Regions from separate parts of the Homo sapiens genome. Here region 1 is linked to region 2. A link is an interaction called in ENCODE POLR2A ChIA-PET data of the cell type or tissue named here. Cell type or tissue: A673. All regions are shown on one strand.

Region 1 (2,500 bases), 150 kb after region 2:
AATTAAATGAGTGAATAGGCTGAGCGCGGTGGCTCACGCCTATAATCCCAGCACTTTGGGAGGCCAAGGTGGGTGGATCACTTGAGGTCAGGAGTTCAAGACCAGCCTGGCCAACATGGTGAAAACCCATCTCTACTAAAAACACAAAAACTAGCCAGGCATGGTATGCGCATCTGTAATCCCAGGTACTCGGAAGGCTGAGGCAGAAGATTCGCTTGAACCCTGGAGATGGAGGTTGCAGTGAGCCAAGATTGCGCCACTGCACTCCAGCCTGGGCGACAGAGCAAGACTCCGACTTAGAAAAAAAAAACAATAGGCTGGGCGCGGTGGCTCACATCTGTAATCCTAGCACTTTGGGAGGCCGAGGCGGGCAGATCACGAGGTCAGGAGATCGAGACCATCCTGGCTGACACGGTGAAACACCGTCTCTACTAAAAATACAAAAAAAAAAATTAGCCGCGTGAGGTGGCAGGCGCCTGTAGTCCCAGCTGCTGGGGAGGCTGAGGCAAGAGAATGGCGTGAACCCAGGAGGCAGAGCTTGCAGTGAGCCGAGATAGCACCCCTGCACTCCAGCCTGGGGGACAGAGCAAGACTCCATCTCAAAAAAAAAAAAAAAAAAAAAGGTAGGCTGGGCACTGTGGCTCACGCCTGTAATCCCAGCACTTTGGGAGGCCAAGGCAGGTGGATCACAAGGTCAGGAGATCGAGACCATCCTGGTTTAACTCGGTAAAACCCCGTCTCTACTAAAAATACAAAAAATTAGCCGGGTGTGGTGGCGGGCGCCTGTGGTCCCAGCTACTTGGGAGGCTGAGGCAGGAGAATGGCATGAACCCGAGAGGCGGAGCTTGCAGTGAGCCAAGATCACGCCACTGCACTCCAGCCTGGGCGACAGTGCGAGACTCCGTCTCAAAAAAAAAAAAAAAAAATTGGTAAACTGAGCTCCAGAAAGAGGAATAAGCTTGCCCTTGTCACAACCAATATGAGAAAGATGGGGTCTGGGATGCACTGTGCAGAGAGGAGGAGCGGCCGTGAGGACAGGAGGGGAAGGAGTGGGGGTGCCTGGAAGCCTTTACCGGGCTGACACTGCAGCTCCAGGCACCGGGAGAAGTTCTGGCGAGTGATCCAGGGCTTCAGCGCCACCAGCTGCTCGGAGGTCTCCTGCAGGAGGCGGGAGATGTTGGTCTGGACGAAGCGAAGACAGCTGGGGGGGGGCTGGGAGCAGGGGAGGGAGACGTCACCACCACGTCATCCCCCCACCGCCCCTCCGCAGGCCAAAGGCCCTTCCCTGCTGGCGATGCCCAGCAACAGGGCCCAGTGAGCTCTGGCTCTCAGAGTTTATTTATTTAATTAATTAATTTTTTTTTGAGATAGAGTCTCACTCTGTTGCCCAGGCTGGAGTGGTGAAATGCAACCTCTGCCTCCCAGGTTCAAGTGATTCTCCTGCCTCAGCCTCCTCAGTGGTTGGGACTATAGGTGCCCACCACCATGCCCAGCTATTTTTTGTATTTGTAGTAGAGACGGGGTTTCTCCATGTTGGCCAGGCTGGTCTCGAACTCCTGACCTCAGGTGATCTGCCCACCTTGGCCTCCCAAAGTGCTGGGATTGTAGGCATGAGCCACCGTGCTTGGCCATATTTATTTATTTATTTATTTTTAAGACAGAGTCTCGCTCTGTTGCCCAGGCTGGAGTACAGTGGCGCAATCTCGGCTCACTGCAAGCTCCGCCTCCTGGTTTCACGCCATTCACCTGCCTCAGCCTCCCAGGTAGTTGGGACTACAGGCGCCTGCCACCACGCCCGGCTAATTGTTTGTATTTTTAGTAGAGATGGGGTTTCATTGTGTTAGCCAGGATGGTCTTGATCTCCTGACCTTGTGATCCGCCCGCCTCGGCCTCCCAAAGTGTGGGATTACAGGCGTGAGCCACCGTGCCCAGCCTATTTATTTATTTATTTATTTATTTATATTTTTTAGTAGAAACGGGGTTTCTCTATGTTGGCCAGGCTGGTCTCGAACTCCTGACCTCAGGTGACTCGCCCGCCTCGGCCTCCCAAAGTTACTTTATTATTTATTTATTTTTTGGGGACAGAGTCTTGCTCTGTCACCCTGGCTGGAGTACAGTGGCACGATCTCGGCTTACTGCAACTTCTACCTCCCGGGTTCAAGGAATTCTGCCTCAGCCTCCTGAGTAGCTGGGACTACAGGCGCGCGCCACCATGCCCAGCTAATTTTTGTATTTTTAGTAGAGACGGGGTTTCACCACATTGGCCAGGGTGGTCTCAAACTCCTGACCTCGTGATCTGCCCGCCTCGGGCTCCCAAAGTGCTGGGATTACAGGCGTGAGCCACTGTACCCAGGCTTTTATTTTATTTTTATTTTTTTGGAGATGGAGTCTTGCTCTGTCGCCCAGGCTGGAGGGCAGTGGTGTGATCTCGGCTCACTGCAACCTCTGCCTCCTGGGTTCAAGCAATTCTCCTGCCTCAGTCTCCCAAGTAGCTGGGACT
Region 2 (2,500 bases):
TAGTCCCAGCTACTCAGGAGACTGAGGCAGAAGAATGGTGTGAACCCAGGAGGTGGAGTTGCAGTGAGCCGAGATTGCGCCACTGCACTCTAGCCTGGACGACAGAGCGAGAGTCCATCTCAAAAAAAACAAAAACAAAACAAAACACCTCAACCGAGATGTCCCGATGCCCTGAACTTGAGGCTCCACCTGAAACCTATCAGCAGTCAAACATCTGCTCCCTATACCCAGGCCCCTGATCCCTGAATGCTCTACTCGCACCCACCCTGGAACCTGCTTCCTAGTCCTAGGGTGGAGCATGGCCTTTGCGTGACCGGGATGCCTGAATTCAAATCCAGCTCTGCCACCTCAGTCTCATCTGTAAAATGGGGGTAAGTACAAAGCTACTTCACAGGGTGAGCACGAGACTAAAGGAGACGATTGCAGAGGAGGAATGAGCCCGGCGCATACTAAGTGCTCACCATCAATGACTGTGGCTGACATGTCTCCATTCTGCCCCAGAACCATGAATGTCCCTCTGTATCCCGGATTAGAACACGGATTAGCAGGCTGGGCGCAGTGGCTCACGCCTGTAATCCCAGCACTTTGGTAGGGCAAGGCGGGCGAATCACCTAAGGTCAGGAATTCGAGAGCAGCCTTGCCAACATGGTGAAACCCCCCTCTCTACTAAAACTACAAAAATTAGCCGGGTGTGGTGGCGGGCGCCTGTAATCCCAGCTACTTGGGAGGGTGAGGCATGAGAATCGCTTGAACTCGGGAGGCAGAGGTTGCAGTGAGCTGAGATCGTGCCGTTGCACTCCAGCCTGGGCAACAAGAGCGACACTCTGTCTCAAAAAAAAAAAAAAAAAAAAAAAAACTGATTAGCTAAATATCCCTTTCCGGGTTCTATTATCACAGAATCTTTGGCCTGTTCTCAACCTTCTGCCCTGGGAAAAAGTACAGCTCGGATGTACTGTCACATGTTGGCTCTCTTCCCTGCTAGGAACTCTGCACACCAGGGGTCCACCCCTGCTGGATGGGGAGTGGTGGGGCAAGAGGGTGGGCAATGTTTTGATCAGTTTCCAAACAAGCTCTGACACTTCCACCTAAGCCCCAGCTGCGGGTACTGAGCCCCCAACAGGAAGGAGTCCTGTGCCAACATCTCTCTTCCCAGATCTCACCATCCACATGCCCCCTGCAGAGGATCAGAGTCTTTCCTGCACTGCCCGATGGGGCCAACTTCTTGGCTGGGGCACCCTGCTTCTAGTAGGACCAAGATGCACTTTGAGAAGGTGATTAAAGTTACCGCTTGCCCCCCAAATGCTCAAGACAACTGGCAGACCATTTTTGGAAGGTTTACAGCCACCAGTGTCCCAAAGATCAACACACAACAGCAAAAAGGCTGGCATCTCCCTAGGTACTGTTAGTGCCAGAAATTATGTATTCGGTTCCTCCCCTCCCCTGAGCTCTGGCAGGCCCTAGCAACGATTCTAAAGCTTTCCAGGTTTTGATGTCCCCATCTTTTTTTTTTTTTTTCAAGACGGAGTCTCACTCTGCCGCTCAGGCTGGAGTGCAGTGGCGTGATCTTGGCTCACTGCAACTTCCATCTCCCAGACTCAAGCAATTCTTCTGCCTCAGCCTCCCAAGTAGCTGGGATGACAGGCACCGGCAAGCATGCCCGACTAAATTTTTTTTTTTTTTTTTTTTTGAGACAGTGTTTCACTCTTGTTGCCCAGGCTGCAGTGCAATGGCGCGATCTCGGCTCACCGCAACCTCCGCCTCCCGGGTTCAAGCGATTCTCCTGCCTCAGCCTCCTGAGTAGCTGGGATTACAGGCATGCGCACCACCCCGGCTGATTTTGTATTTTCAGTAGAGACGGGGTTTCTCCATGTTGGTCAGGCTGGTCTTGAACTTCCGACCTCAGATGATCGTCCCACCTTGGCCTCCCAATTTGCTGGGATTACAGGCATAAGCCACTGTGCCCGGCCATACCCGACAAATTTTTGTATTTTTAGTAGAGGCAGGGTTTCACCATGCTGGCCAGGCTGGTCTCGAAATCCTGACCTCAGGTGATCCATCCACGTTGGCCTCCCAAAGTGCTGGGATTACAGGTGTGAGCCACCACGCCCGGCCAATGTCCCCATCTTTATCTTTCTCTGTGTCTCTTTGTTTTCTGTCATGTTGTGGACCTCTGTTAAGCTTCTCTAGATCTCCTGCTACAGGTCACAGGAGCTGCAGGCCAGGTGCTCCAAACCGGTTGTCTTCCTTCATTTTGACAAAAGCCCATTTAATGGATGGCAAAGGTGAAGATGGGGTCTGTTACCCAATCTGCCTGGTTAGTGCTGCAGCTGGGATTCTAATCTGGGCAGCTGGATGCCAAAGGCCAACCACAAGGTGATTCTGTCCCTAAAGGGATGATTCCTGACCTCACTGTCCACGCTCACAACACTCCACTCCCGGCCGAGCGCGGTGGCTCATACCTCTAATCAATCCCAGCACTTTGGGAGGCCAGGGCGGGTGG

The links. Peaks named below come from ENCODE experiments on the same cell type or tissue, not always from the same donor. Only the 100,000 strongest peaks of a DNase experiment are listed, where the experiment ranks them.
Region 1: POLR2A ChIA-PET joins it to region 2 with 5 read pairs; 10 of 35 experiments call an interaction of 5 or more read pairs at or near these places.

What each region holds. Positions count from the first base shown.
Region 1 is chr19:49,477,621-49,480,120 of GRCh38, reverse strand. It overlaps FLT3LG (fms related receptor tyrosine kinase 3 ligand), which reads right to left. Exons shown (of 9, transcript NM_001459.4): 6 at 1,074-1,212. Among named protein-coding and RNA genes, the nearest start is that of FLT3LG, 4.7 kb to the right of the region's middle. In A673, a CTCF peak has its summit at 1,144; a DNase peak (open chromatin) is centred at 1,150.
Region 2 is chr19:49,629,843-49,632,342 of GRCh38, reverse strand. No RefSeq gene overlaps it. Among named protein-coding and RNA genes, the nearest start is that of RRAS, 9.0 kb to the left of the region's middle. In A673, no CTCF peak of the experiment used is centred here; no DNase peak of the experiment used is centred here; H3K27ac peaks cover 724 bases.